Linked DNA regions of Homo sapiens: region 1 is linked to region 2. The links are chromatin contacts, found by POLR2A ChIA-PET in ENCODE. All regions are on one chromosome and are shown on one strand. Each heading gives the region's core, a stretch centred on a gene start or an enhancer-like site at or near the end of the contact. The rest is flanking DNA. Distances are from core to core; before and after follow the strand shown.

Region 1 (7,576 bases), core at 3,110-5,609, 170 kb before region 2:
GGGGAATGCTTTTCCAACATGAAAGCCAGAACTTTTCCAGGGCTGATCCTTTTCAAACAACTCATTTCCTCTCCTTTTCCTCTGGGTTCCCAGCTACTATGCCAATCCACCTCCATCTTTTTCCCCAACATCCTCCCTCAGAAGTGGATCCGCATTCACTCCCCTTCTCTTAGCTGCCTTTACCTTCAATTCATCCTAGACAAGAGGGCCCCTCCTCCCCATCCTTAACGGCAAAAGCAAAAGCCCCAACAAACTCAAGCACCTTCTGTGTCTTTGCTCTATTCTCACCAACTCAAATTATTAAAACCAAGATTTTCTGCCCACTGGGGAGTTAAGGTAAGACGATGCCTCAGTCAAGGAAAAGAGTCCTGCAGGGCATCCCTGGACCAGGAAAAGGAACAGCTAATGGGGAGCTTAACAGCTAATTCCAGCCAAGGAAATGGAAACCTCTGCCTTGTCACTCACTCACAGCTAAGGCTGCCACGGCAACCCACTGAGCAGGAATAACACCCAGCTACTGTGGAAACACTCAGAAGAAACGCAGATGCAGTCAATAGGTGAAAACAGCATGAAAAAGTGGAAACTCCCAACTGAGTGTCTTTTTTTGTTTTTTTGAGACAGGGTCTCGCTCTGTTGCACAGGCTGGAGTGCAGTGGCACGATCATGGCTCACTGCAGCCTTGACCTCCCGGGCTCAAGTGATCCTCCCACCTCAGTGCCCCCCAGGTAGCTGGGATGACAGGTACGCACCATCATGCCCAGGCAAAACTGAGTGTCTATCCTGGAGAGATATCAGAAACCACAACTCACAGGCAAAAATACCCATATGAGCTGCTGGCTTTGGCACTGTTTGCTGGTTAGCGTTACAAATCCATCATTCTCCATGGCCACCCAGAGGTATGTGCAACTACTGAACGACCCCCTGATGAGATATGCACATCTGTGGGAACCATTTCAGCGATTTCCTAGATAGAATATTCATATAAATGGTCAAAAACTTTTCCTGGGCTGGGTGTGGTGGCTCACACCTATAATATCAGCACTCTGGGAGGCCGAGGTGGGAAGATCTCTTGAACCCAGGAGTTCGAGACCAGCCTGGCCAACATAGTAAGACCTCATCTCTACAAAAAATAAAAAATTGCTCTCCCTCTCCCTCTCCCTCTCCCTCTCCCCACGGTCTCCCTCTCCCTCTCTTTCCAGGGTCTCCCTCTGATGCCGAGCCGAAGCTGGACTGTACTGCTGCCATCTCGGCTCACTGCAACCTCCCTGCCTGATTCTCCTGCCTCAGCCTGCCGAGTGCCTGCGATTGCAGGTGCACACTGCCACGCCTGACTGGTTTTCGTATTTTTTTGGTGGAGACGGGTTTCACTGTGTTGGCCAGGCTGGTCTCCAGCTCCTAACCGCGAGTGATCCGCCAGCCTCGGCCTCCGGAGGTGCCGGGATTGCAGACGGTGTCTGGTTCACTCAGTGCTCAATGGTGCCCAGGCTGGAGTGCAGTGGTGTGATCTCGGCTCGCTACAACCTCCACCTCCCAGCCGCCTGCCTTGGCCTCCCAAAGTGCCCAGAGTGCAGCCTCTGCCCGGCCGCCACCCCATCTAGGAAGCGAGGAGCGTCTCTGCCTGGCCGCCCATCGTCTGGGATGTGAGGAGCCCCTCTGCCTGGCTGCCCAGTCTGGAAAGTGAGGAGCGTCTCTGCCCGGCCGCCATCCCATCTAGGAAGTGAGGAGCGCCTCTTCCCGGCCGCCATCCCATCTAGGAAGTGAGGAGCGTCTCTGCCCGGCCGCCCATTGTCTGAGATGTGGAGAGCGCCTTTGCCCCGCCGGCCCGTCTGGGATGTGAGGAGCGCCTCTGCCCGGCCGCGACCCCGTCTGGGAGGTGAGAAGCGTCTCTGCCCAGCCGCCCCATCTGAGAAGGGAGGAGACCCTCCGCCCGGCAACCGCCCTGTCTGAGAAGTGAGGAGCCCCTCCGCCCGGCAGCCACCCCGTCTGGGAAGTGAGGAGCCTCTCCGCCTGGCAGCCGACCCGTCCGGGAGGGAGGTGGGGGGTCAGCCCCTGCCAGGCCAGCCGCCCCGTCCGGGAGGGAGGTGGGGGGGTCAGCCCCCCGCCCGGCCAGCCGCCCCATCCGGTAGGTGAGGGGCGCCTCTGCCCAGCCGCCCCTACTGGGAAGTGAGGAGCCCCTCTGCCCGGCCAGCCGCTCCATCCGGGAGGAAGGTGGGGGGTCAGCCCCCGCCAGGCCAGCCGCCCCGTCCGGGAGGGAGGTGGGGGGGGTCAGCCCCCCGCCCGGCCAGCCGCCCCGTCTGGGAGGTGAGGGGCGCCTCTGCCCAGCCGCCCCTACTGGGAAGTGAGGAGCCCCTCTGCCCAGCCAGCCGCCCCGTCCGGGAGGGAGGTGGGGGGGTCAGCCCCCCGCCCGGCCAGCCGCCCCGTCCGGGAGGTGAGGGGCGCCTCTGCCCGGCCGCCCCTACTGGGAAGTGAGGAGCCTCTCTGCCCGGCCAGCCGCCCCGTCCGGGAGGGAGGTGGGGATGTCAGCCCCCCGCCCGGCCAGCCGCCCCGTCCGGGAGGGAGGTGGGGGGGTCAGCCCCCCGCCCGGCCAGCCGCCTCGTCCGGGAGGTGAGGGGCGCCTCTGCCCGGCCGCCCCTACTGGGAAGTGAGGAGCCCCTCTGCCCGGCCAGCCACCCCGTCCGGGAGGGAGGTGGGGGGGTCAGCCCCCTACCCGGCCAGCCGCCCTGTCCGGGTGGTGAGGGGCGCCTCTGCCTGGCCGCCCCTACTGGGAAGTGAGGAGCCCCTCTGCCCAGCCACCACCCCGTCTGGGAGGTGTGCCCAACAGCTCATTGAGAATAGGCCATGATGACAATGGTGGTTTTGTGGAATAGAAAGGGGGGAAAGGTGGGGAAAAGATTGAGAAATCGGATGGTTGCCGTGTCTGTGTAGAAAGAGGTAGACATGGGAGACTTTTCATTTTGTTCTGTACTAAGAAAGATTCTTCTGCCTTGGGATCCTGTTGATCTGTGACCTTACCCCGCAACCCTGTGCTCTCTGAAACATGTGCTGTGTCCACTCAGGGTTAAATGGATTAAGGGCAGTGCAAGATGTGCTTTGTTAAACAGATGCCTGAAGGCAGCATGCTCGTTAAGAGTCATCACCACTCCCTAATCTCAAGTACCCAGGGACACAAACACTGCGGAAGGCCTCAGGGTCCTCTGCCTAGGAAAACCAGAGACCTTTGTTCACTTGTTTATCTGGTGACCTTCCCTCCACTATTGTCCTATGACCCTGCCAAATCCCCCTCTGTGAGAAACACCCAAGAATGATCAATAAAAAAAATAAAAAAATAAAAAAAATAAAAAATTACCCGGGTGTGGTGGCACATGCCTGTAGTCCCAGCTGCCTGGGAGGCTGAGGTGGGAGCATTGCTTGAGCTCAGGAGGTTGAGGCTGCAGTGAGCTATGATTGAGCCACTGCATTCTAGCCTGGGTGACAGAGCAAGAACCAGTCTCAGAACAAACAAACAAACAACCCCCCTGCCCAACAAAAAACAAAAATCAAAACCTTTTCCTGCATTGCTTCACACCAGGGCTAAAACTATGGTGAGGCAAATGAGGCATTTGCCTAAGGCACAAAATTTAAGTGCCAAAAAACTCATAAATTAAGAGAAAATATTTTAGTGCAGTATGTTAAAAAAAACATTAATGGAAAAAGGCACATGATGAACAAAATATCAAAATCATAAATACAGACAGGATCTGACCCTGCACCTGCATGACACATCTCTCTCATCTCACCCTTGTCTCGGGCCTGTTATGCACTATAAGGGTAGGTAGACGATAAATTGCTGGAGGGCAGGGATCCTGGCTGTCTTGGTCCCTACTGTATCCTCAGGGCCTAATACAGTGTTAGGCACATACTAGGTGCTCAATAAATGCCTGTTAACTGGCTTAAATGTGTAGTCAGTCAGTGGGTTTATCCCTTCACTAGTTGGTTTGTTCACTCAATTTCTCACTTGTTTGCTCACTCACTGTGTACTCTGGGTCTCCTGCATACCAGGCACGGTGCTGGCAGGGAGAAGGGACATAAAGAATAATAGCCTGTCTGTCTCTAGATGGCCCTCCCATTTTGATGGACTGAACATAGAGGAGCGATGCTTGAAATGAAGCATGCAGAAACCCTCTCAGGAAGGGCTGCCATGTTTGGGTGTACAGGTTGTATACAGACCAAATCCATCATTCACAAAAATGACAATGCACATGGCTCCCCCTGCAGCTGTGCAGTATAGCAGTCAGCCTACAGGGGTCCAAAGAAGAAGGAAGCTGAATTTGGCCTGGTAGGGGCAGGTGCTGTGACACCAAATGTTGATGACAGAGCAGGAAAAGAGCCAGCGAGCTTGGGAGGCAAAAGGCTGTGAAATAAAAGACTCCCTGAAGCCTCTGCTATTTGGCCTCTGTCCCAGGGACAGTCCACAAAACACATGAAGGATCTGATCACATTTATAGCAAGCCCATAGAATGTTAGGCTCTTTTTCTGGAATGAAACGGACTTCTGAGTCTGGGAAAAAAATTTGGACCATGCATTGAAGCCACCAACAGAGGCAAAGGACATGAGCAGTCTAATCTAATACCAGCTAACCTAACTTTTTTGCAACTGGAAGATCATTTTCATACATATTATTTCATTTGAGCCTCAAAATAACCCTGGTACTAGAAGTTTCAGAAACCCTTAATTTAGAGGGGCTGAGTTACTTGCTCAAGGTCATGCATGGGCTGACCAAGGACAAAAGTAGGGCTGGAACATAGACTTTCAGAATCCAAGGCCAGTGCCCTTGCTTCTGCGCTGTCTCCACAGGAAGATGGGTTACAGCCTCTCCCTGTTGGCTCCTGAGAGCCCCAAATCACCTTTGGGGTTTTTAGAACAACAGAAGGCCTTCGCTGCTCAGGCTCTGATTCCTGATCAAATGACTCTCTGCTGGCATAGCCCAGGGCACAAACAAAGCTTCTTTCAGTCCCTTGGCGCTGCAGAAGAGAGCACATGAGATCCCCTTCTCTCCACGTCCACAAAACCATGCTGTGAATCCTCACCATGCCTGGCTCATCTAAGACACCATTGCCTCTTATTCTGCGTACACGCCATGGGCACAGCCTGGCTGCTCCTCCCCACTCTCTCCTGCCTGGGTCATTCATGCACTTGTGGGTCTTTGTGGCCACAGTGTGACCTCCTGCCAGTTAAAAATTGATGCATTTAGGTAAAGGGTATGCAGGTATACTCTGTATTCTTTTTTATTTTTATTTTTTTGAGATAGGATCCCGCCCTGTGGCCCAGGCTGGTGTGCAGTGAAGCAATCACGGCTCACTGCCACCTCCATGTCCTGGACTCAAGTGATCCTCCTGCCTCACCCTCCAGAGTAGCTGGGACTACAGATGCATACCACCATGCTTGGCTACTTTTTTAAAAATTTATTTTTTATAGAGATGGGATCTCACTATGCTGCCCAGGTTGGTCTCAAACTCCTGGGCTCAAGCAATCCTCCTGCCTTAGCCTCCCAAAGTGCTGGCATTATAGGCGTAAGCCACCATGCCTGGCCTTCTTTCAAATTTTCTGTAAGTTTGAAATTATTTCAAGATAAAATTTTTTTAAGAATAGAAGGAATAGATTTGTTTGGGCTGATATAAAATGATTTCCAAGATACCTACTTATATATACATATACATATATATATATATATACACACACACACACACACACACACACACACATATATGATCTTATATATCTTATATGCACACCTATATATATCTAAGCTTTCAAACATGCATCTTAGATGCCAGTGTATCTAGCATGTTTGAAAGCTCAGATATGTATAGGTATGCATATATATACACTATACGTGTGCTTAGAATAGGAGTAGGCAAACAATGGCTCACTGCCCGTTTTTATAAATAAAGGTTCACTGGAAAAAGCCATGCCATTTGTTTACATATTGCCTATGGCTGCTTTTATACTATAAGGTCACAGTTACTCAACTGTGTCCAGGTGTGACAGAGACTGGACCACAAGGCTGAAAATGTTTACCATCTGGCCCTTTACAGAAAACATTTGCTAACTTCTGGCTTAAAAAATTTAGGCCAAGCATGTTGGCTCATGCTTGTAATCCCAGCACTTTGGGAGGCTAAGGAAGGTGGACTGCTTGAAGTCAGGAGCTCAAGACCAGCCTGGCCAAAATGGTGAAACCCCGTCTCTACTAAAAAAAATACAAAAATTGCCAGGTGTGGTGGCTCACGCCTGTAATCCCAACACTTTGGGAGGCTGAGGCCGGCAGATCATGACGTCAGGAGATCGAGACCATCCTGGCTAACATGGTGAAACCCCGTCTCTACTAAAAATACAAAAAATTAGCTGGGCATGGTGGCGGGTGCCTGTAGTCCCAGCTACTTGAGAGGCTGAGGCAGGAGAATGGCGTGAACCCAGGAGGCAGAGCTTGCAGTGAGCCGAGATTGTGCCACTGCACTCCAGCCTGGGTAACAGAGCAAGACTTCGTCTAAAAAAAAAAAAACAAAAGAACAAAAAACAAAAATTAGGTGAGCATGGTGGAGGGCACCTGTAATCCCAGCTACTTGGGAGGCTGAGGCAGGAGAATCGCTTGAACCTGGGAGGCAGAAGTTGCAGTGAGCCAAGATTGGGCCACTGCACTCCAGCCTGGGTGACAGAGCAAGACTCCGTCTCAAACGAAAAAAAGAAAAGAAATATATTCAAGATAGTAAGATAAGAGTTGCCTCATGGTAATGGAGAATGGAATTTGGGATGCGAAAAAGAAAAGTTTTCATTATAAACCTTTTGGTGTTCTTTGAAGATCTTTTTATACCATGTGACTACATGGCTTTGATAAAAACAATTTTTGAAAATGATTTAAAATTGTCTTTCCTTTTACCAGACCAAATGTTGTTTCTCTCCACTCCCAGAACTCTGCCCACTGTCAACACTGGCACCCAACACAGGTGCCTTCCCCCTCTTCCTGACAGCAGCGATCAGCTCACTCCATAAATAACCACTTGTTCTTCCTCAAGGACGTTTTTCCTCAGAGGCCCTGGTGACCAGCACAGACTGCCGCGGGGATGTGTTACATACCTGGTCTTGTTTCCCCCAGATGATCTGCGTCGGAACCTTGATCTTGTCCATGTTCTGATGGAGAGAGTATCTGGACTTCTCACTGACGATTTCCAAAAACACTTGTCAGAAAAGGAAAACAAAGTGAGTATGTGCTGGACTGTGCCTGTGGCACCACCGCAGAATCAAGGGATAGTCACCAGATCCAGGCCACCACTTCCTCTCTTCAGGGGCCCAAAGAGACATTCAAAGTGTCAGAGATTTAAGAAATAAAAGCCATCCATCCACAGAGCTTCACTTGTAACAAGCTCCAAGCTGAAAGTAGGGCTACTTACACTTTCGGTAGAAGTTGTTATGAGGGATGCGGACATCGACAAGGCCTTGCAGGATCTAAGGATAAATAACCCAAAGTTAGAGAGCAAGAGAAGATTCATTTCCTCAGGCCTCTCACAGCTCTGGGACAATGAATGGGAATGAGGTCCAGCAA
Region 2 (7,378 bases), core at 3,597-6,096:
CAGTAATGTGGCTGGGGGCAGTGGCTTACACCTATAATCCCAGCACTTTGGGAGGCCGAGGTGGGTAGATCACTTGAGTCCAGGAGTTCAAGACCAGCCTGGGCAACATGGCGAGACCCCATCTCTACAAAAAATACAAAAATTAGCTGAGTGTGGTGGTGCACACCTGCAGTTCCAGCTACTCAGGGGGCTGAGGCAGGAGGATCATTTGAGCCCAGGAGGTTGAGCCTGCAGTGAGCCGTGATCACACCACTGCACTCCAGCCTGGGCAACAGAGTGACATCCTGTTTCAAAACAAAACAAAACAATCCCACAGTAATGTAGGTATGATCTGACTTTTAAATAATACAAACCGTCTATCTGCAGTCACATAAGCCACTCCACCCCAACCAAGCAAATATTCAAGTCAGTCATCCTAAACAGACTACTCTCATTCGGGAAAACACCATCCAGCCATTAACCAAAAGAAAAAGCGAAACCCGTGAAACAGAAGAAACAGGCATCCACAAGAAGACTGAAAATATCTATATCAGAATATCGCAGGCTTCCGATCTCCAGGTAGTGGAGATATACATGGCACTTTTTTTTCTTTATGGTTTTCTATTTATTGAAATTTTTTATAATTCCTAATACTCAAGAAGAAAGAAATTCATACGCAAAGAAAAATGGCACAAATGAGCAACATCATGACATTACCCCATAACTTGCTGAGGTGAGACTGAGGCTAAACCCAGCCCACCTATTACACAAGGCCAGCAAGCCAGGCACTGAGTGGGCAGGTGACTGCAGCGGACGCTGACTTCCACTCTGTCACTCTGCACGTGGCCCTGCTGAGACAGGCCTAGCACATGGGGCAGGCATCAGTACCAGCCACCAGGAGGCAATGACCAAGGGCAGCTCTGAACGAGGGTCCAGTCCGAGGACAGGGCGGCTCACCTTTCTCAAAGGGTGTGTATTCCACCTGGTAGGTCCCATCCGCATTGTCTGTGACAAAGCACTCGGTGGAGGCCCCTGAGGGGTTGGCAATGTGGGCCTTGATGTGGTCACCCCCAACCTGGGTCAGCGGCCGAGAGTCAACTGTAAAGTCGGTGGTAGCTTCCCGGAACACATCTGCAGAGCAAGCACATAGCTAACACTGCCACCAGTACCCCAGACCCAAAAGCAAACCCCAGAACCAAGGTTCTTGGCACTTCAGGACACATGAAGTCCAATTTCAGTAACTGGAAAACTGGTTTTTCTAACTCTCAAATCAAGAATATTAACCCCCTCCATCCCAAAGAAGGCCTTTCTAGAGTAGCCACGGCTAAGTGACAACACGACTGCTCACACCGGGCTCGAGGACAGGTTAAAGGTTGAAGACTAACCTGCTGTGTGGCATGCAGGTGTTAGACAACACTACATTTTAAACTTTTTTCCAATTAAATGCCAACATGTTGTATGTTGAGTTTCCAGAGAAAAATCAAGATTTCTGCCTTTGCCAAAAAACTAGAGATTCTGCTGACAATGCTAGGTCCTGTTCCCCATGGAGAAACAGAAAACAGGGGTTGAGTAGCACGGTCCCCAGAAATGCAATGTGCTTAACCTTCACCAGGGCCCCCCAACTACTCCCCGAGGCAGAGGGAACAGGTGAGCACCGCCTTATATGTCACCTGGCTCCTGCAGGTGGCTGAGTTTGCAGCTCCAAGTTTCAGGTAGCCCTTAAGTCCCAGCTTGTCTTTTTTTTTTTTTTTTTTTTTTTAAATGAAACCCACCTTTCCCTTCTATTCCTGGTCCAAAGACTTTGATCCTGCTGGTGTCCACGGCGGGCTCCACCTTGACCCGGGCGGGGAAGTGTGGCACGAGTTCGCCACCATACTTCATGGTCAACGTGTACATGCCGGCCGTCAGGGGCACGTAGGTCACCGCGTAGGTGCCATCTTTGTTGTTCTGAATACTGACTTCGGCTTTTGTTCCCGAGTCCGAGACAGCTTCCAGGCCCAGGGCCCCCGGTCCCGCTTCCGAGCAGTCGACGCTAAGGAGGCCAGCTTCACCCACCTTCCCGTGCTCGAGACCTGGCCCCGATGCCACGACTTTAGAGGGGTCAAAGGGCATTTCAATGTCAGCTTTGAAGGGAGACCCAGGTATGTGGACTTCTTCAAAGAGGATGTTGACGAAGTACTCCCCGGGTTTTGTGGGAAGGTAAGAGACGGAGCAGGTCCCATCACCATTGTCGGAGCACTCGATTTTGGCCTCGCACGGACCTTCCACCGTTAAGCCCAGACCTCCAGTACCAGCTCCTTTGGTATCGATGGTGAACTCGGCAGGCTTGCCCACGAGACCACCTTCGAGGCCGGGACCGTGGGCCTTCACCTATTTGAGCAAAGAATAAAGTCAAACTGCACTGGGATCGCTGCTCAGCCAGCACTGCTTTCAACACCCATGCATATAATCAGCATGGAAGTGCATCTGAGCCAGGCAGCCCTTCTCTTGGGGCTTTATGTGTCACACGTGCACACGAGTTAAAGCTACAACAGTCAATGCAGCAAATGCCTCAGAACTCAATCACCAGCGAAAACCCACAGGAGAGAGGTGTGACCCCCATGGAGCAGCCCCTCCAAGACTCTCCTCTCTCCTACCCAACCTGACCCTTCTAAATCACAGGCCTGGACTTGGAAACCTAATGTCCATTCCAACAAAGATACACGAGATCCCAGGTTGAGGGCTCATGGAAGGGCTCTTGTGGAGCTAGCTGTGGCTTGGGCTGTTGCAATTTGCTCAACAAATTCTGCATAATAATAAAACTAAACTGTTTCTAAAAAAGAGTGAGGAAGGAGGCTTTCACCTCTAATTCAACAAATAAGACACCTTCATAGGATTCACACCATTGAGACCACTGGAAATCTTCCAAAACCCCTTGAGTCAGGGTTACTATGAAGAAATGACGATGAACTTTTTTTTTTTTTTTTGGAGGGGACGGAATCTCACTCTGTTGCCCAGGCTGGAGTGCAGTGGCACAATCTCAGCTCACTGCAACCTCTGCCTCCCAGGTTCAAGCGATTATCCCACCTCAGCCTCCCGAGTAGCTGGGATTACAGGCATGCGTCACCACACCCAGCTAATCTTTGTATTTTTAGTAGAGATGGGGTTTCACCATGTTGGCCAGGTTGGTCTCAAACTCCTGACCTCAAGTTATCCATCCACCTTGGCCTCCCAAAGTGCAGTGATTACAGGCGTGAGCCGCTGCGCCCAGCCAAGAATAATGTTTTTTTTTGTGGTTTTTTTTTTTTTTTTTTTGAGACGGAGTCTTGCTCTGTCGCCCAGGCTGGAGTGCAGTGGTGTGATCTCAGCTCACTGCAAGCTCCGCCTCCCAGGTTCACACCATTCTCCTGCCTCAGCCTCCCGAGTAGCTGGGACTACAGGTGCCCGCCACCATGCCCAGCTAATTTTTTGTATTTTTAGTGGAGACGGGGTTTCACCGTGGTAGCCAGGATGGTCTTGATCTCCTGACCTCATGATCCGCCCGCCTCGGCCTCCCAAAGTGCTGGGATTACAGGCATGAGCCACCGCGCCTGGCCAGAATAATGTATTTTTATATTACATGATTCTAGCTTCTGGAGGGTGAGCTCCGTCTGTGAGCTGGGTGCTGGGCAGAGGCCTCCACGTTTGCTAACTCACCTACCCCTTACAGGCTGGCTTTGTAGTGAGGACTGTGATTATGCTAACAAGCGAAGAAAGAAGACTCTGGGACAGGGAGCCCCTCACCAAAGTCTTGTAGTCAGAGAGCAAGAGGAGGAGCAGGGTTGTGACCCACCTACCCAGGGGACCTTTCACAGTGAATTGTGCTAACTTTCATCACAAAACGATTTTCAGAAGGTCTTTGCCAGGAAGAACCAGAGAAGGACTATGGTGTCATGTTTGACAGCAATGAGACAAGTTCTGGGACAAAAGCAAAGGCTGACCTTGCTGGGATCTGGTGGCAGCGAGGCCTCCACTGTGTAGGGGCTCCCGGGCACAGGGTGTCCATCGTAGGTCACGTCTACAGCATACAGCCCCTCCTCCCGAGGGATGAACTTGGCCGTGCTGTTCTCCCGGCCTGTCACAGGTGTCACTAGGCATGGCACGACCTTCCGAGAGGGGCTGAGGATTGTCACGTCCAGCTTCCCCTGGCCTCCTGCCCCCCTGGTATCAACGGTGAACTCCTGATCCTTCCCAACTTCCACCCCTGGAAAAGAAACACAAGCTGAGGTGAAGAGCTGACCCTTTTCAGCAGCAGGAACAATCCAGAGCACAGAAGCAATGGTTCTTTGGACACGGGGACTTATCTCAGCCTCCACTGTAAGCAACAGCTGCTGCAGAGGACAAGCAGCAAAGCTGAGTAAGTATCATCAGCATCTCAGCCTCAGTAACAACAAGTGTCGGCACAATAATCAATTAGTGATGACAGCAATAACGGCTATCATTTACTGAATGCATTTTATATGCCAAGCACAAATAGGTTATTGTCTTAATTTTCACCACAATCCTATGGGGTATTTATTATTAACCAATGGCTTTCACAGATGGGGAAACTGATGCTCAGAGAGGTTAAGTAACTTGTCCAGGGTGACATATGCAGCAGCCTGCCAAGCTGGGACTCAAAGTGAAATTTACCTGACCCCACAATCTTTGCTGACCAGAAAGTTGTAATCTGACACTGTCGTCTCTTATTTACTTACTTTTGGTGTTAACTTGATATCCAAACACCCTCATAAGTCAATGTTTTATTTACTAATTCTTGGCAGCCAACTCCATCTTATAGGCACCCCTCCCCCTCAAGAAAGCAGAAGTCACAGAGCTGCCAAATGCGAGCCGATTGAAGCAAGTGCTGAGAACTGACTGTACCGTGATGGTTTCCAAAAGGTCTCTGCAAAGCAGGGCTGCAGGAAGCCCAAGTGTTAGATTAGACAAGAACAGGGAAAGGACTTTACCCAAAACAAAAGCACTGGGAACACAGGGCCCCTGCCACAACCCAGAGAACCTTGACTCTGAAGGAACATAGGGCCTGGCAAGATGGACACTGCCGAACCACAGGCAAGGAGGTCCCGGATCGCTACTTCCCACCGGAAAAGAGGCTTTCCTAATTGGCACCCTGCTTTTCCTGTTCTGGAGTCAAAGCTCTCAGTGTCTTGGGGAAAGGAGTGACAAGGGGACACATGACAGGGTTGGGCAGTGGACGTTTACACACTCAGAGCTGGCTGCTCCAGCCACAAAAGCCAACAGTGAGCTCTCACTTTGGATCTCTGCAACTGGGAGCTGGCCTTGCTTGCAACTTGTGCACTTGGGTCACGAGTGAAGGAAGATGCTCACTAATGGCACTGCTAGTGGTACTCTGGAGAAACCCTCACAGGTGAATACAGGAGGCCCCGTCCTGGGGGTATGCACTCAGCCCTGCCTCAGTAAGCCTGAAACCAGGTGAATGTGAGCCCTGAGGTACATCCAGTCTGGAGCCACTCAGCAGTAAACACAGACGGAAAAGATGTAGGAGTGAATGATTCCCGAGATGCACTGTTGGAAGGCAGGCCGAAGAAGTAGGTTTATACAGCAGGGCAACTTTAATGCAAAATAAATACAGCCAAATGTGTTCCACAGGCACATCTATATGTATAGATGCAGAGAGAAGATCTGGAAGAACAGAAACTGAATTGAAAACTTTGGTTAACCCTAGGGAGAAGGAGAGGTGAGGGTTAAAGTGGAATTATCCCTTAACTGTAATGTTTTTTAGATGAAAAATGGATATATTTTTACTTGTATAAAAAAATCATTTTATGAGCATGTGTTGCACATCTGAAGCTGAGTGATAAGTACATCAGTGTTCATGTTATACTATTCTCTTTCCTTTTCTGTTTGAAATTTTCCCTACTAAAAAATAATCAGAAAATTGAAAATAAGCGAAATGAGCTTATACTAGTAAAATCCCTAACAAGCTAAAGGAACATTGGGATGGGGCAGAGGTGTGGTGGTAGTGACTTCTGAGTGCCAGGGATTTGGCATTTATGCTTGACTCGCAACCTTAGTGCGGATTCAGTTGCCAAGGATAGCTGGCACAGTTAGAAACTCATCAGAAAGCAACATAGCCCAAATTCTCTTTTTAATGAAAACTTCCTACTGCAATGCCAGGGGGCTGACTACGTGCCAGCCTCTGAACCATTAGCTCATATAATTTTCAAAATATTCCCATGGGTGTTCTCAACCTCTCCCCGCCGACCACCCCCCACTGTACAAATGAGAAAGCTGAGTCTCGGTGTGGCTAAGGGGCAGACACAGTCACAGTTACTTCACACCACGGCCTTAATTCGAACCAAAGTCTGTGCAACTGCAAAGTCTCTTAACATAGAATTTGCTTCTCTGCAAATTTCACCTTTTGAAGAAAATCTAACCAGCAGCCACGTTGGGGGGTCATCAACAACCCATCTGCTCTCCATTCAGGCACTTACTGTTTTCCAGCCCATTGAGTTTTATCTTGCTCAGATCCAGCGGTGCAGCAACACCCACAGTGAAAGGGCTTTTAGGGATGGGATCGCCACCGTAAGTCACCAGAACCTGCATGTTGCCCTGGAACAAGAGAGAAAACTCAGTTTACCTTTGGGTACCAAAAAGCTAACTTGGCATTTAAAATCCCCTCAAGATCCCTCATTCTTCTCACGGACAGGGGAGACTTGATTCCAATCAATGTAGAAAGTATCTTAGATCTATTTCTTCTAGCTTTTGACCACAAGGCAAGAATAACAGAAAAATTAGATCAAATAAGAGCAGCTAATAATAACAGAAGCAACTTAATGAGCATTTTCTACACACCAAGCACCATGCTATGTGCTTTTATGCATTTCCTCAATTCAAGATCAAAACAGTCCTAAGGGGTAGTTCCTACTGTCATCTCATTTTTTCAGGAGAGGAAACTGTGGCTCAGACTGGTAAAGGAACGTGCCCCAAGTCACACACCTTGGTAAGGGTGCGAGCTGGGCCTCATACCCATGGCCCCCAAATCTGTGTCCTAGCTGCTCTGCCACACCACCTCCCCATCATCATACCCAGTGCCAGCCAGTGCAGCTGGGCCTGGGGCCACTCACCAAACAGAACCATTTCTGTCCTAGGAATCAGTTTGAGGCCCCCAGGCTGCAACAGGGATTTGCAAGAGTTCACCTAGACCTGTGCTAAGACCATCGCACAATATCTGAACTTCCATTTCCATGTGAAAGAAAATAAAATTGCAAGTGTGAAGGCAGATGGTGCTTGCAGGATTGGCAGGCACCCTCACGGGTGGCCGGGTGGCACGCGATAGCCATGTGTGCGCCATTTCTCTCCTCTCGCCGGTTCCAGGCTGGCACACAGCCGGCTTCTTCTCTCCATGGTTGGCCAAGTT

What was found. ChIA-PET counts read pairs that join two places held with the same protein, here RNA polymerase II (POLR2A).
Region 1: POLR2A ChIA-PET joins it to region 2 with 20 read pairs in OCI-LY7. The contact joins two enhancer-like sites. POLR2A ChIA-PET finds 5 or more read pairs at or near these places in 3 of 52 experiments (A549, OCI-LY7 and activated B cell).

The regions. Positions count from the first base shown.
Region 1 is chr3:58,284,988-58,292,563 of GRCh38, reverse strand. ABHD6 (abhydrolase domain containing 6, acylglycerol lipase) reads right to left here. Exons shown (of 10, transcript NM_001320126.2): 8 at 7,425-7,479; 9 at 7,111-7,211. Among named protein-coding and RNA genes, the nearest start is that of RPP14, 17 kb to the left of the region's middle. RefSeq lists an enhancer at 1,144-1,827. Within about 2 kb of position 4,359, at least 3 of the 41 ENCODE cell types and tissues checked have a DNase peak (open chromatin) inside an H3K27ac peak, as active enhancers do.
Region 2 is chr3:58,118,064-58,125,441 of GRCh38, reverse strand. It overlaps FLNB (filamin B), which reads right to left. Exons shown (of 46, transcript NM_001457.4): 19 at 6,453-6,570; 20 at 3,939-4,201; 21 at 1,752-2,349; 22 at 937-1,110. Among named protein-coding and RNA genes, the nearest start is that of FLNB-AS1, 49 kb to the left of the region's middle. Within about 2 kb of position 4,846, at least 9 of the 41 ENCODE cell types and tissues checked have a DNase peak (open chromatin) inside an H3K27ac peak, as active enhancers do.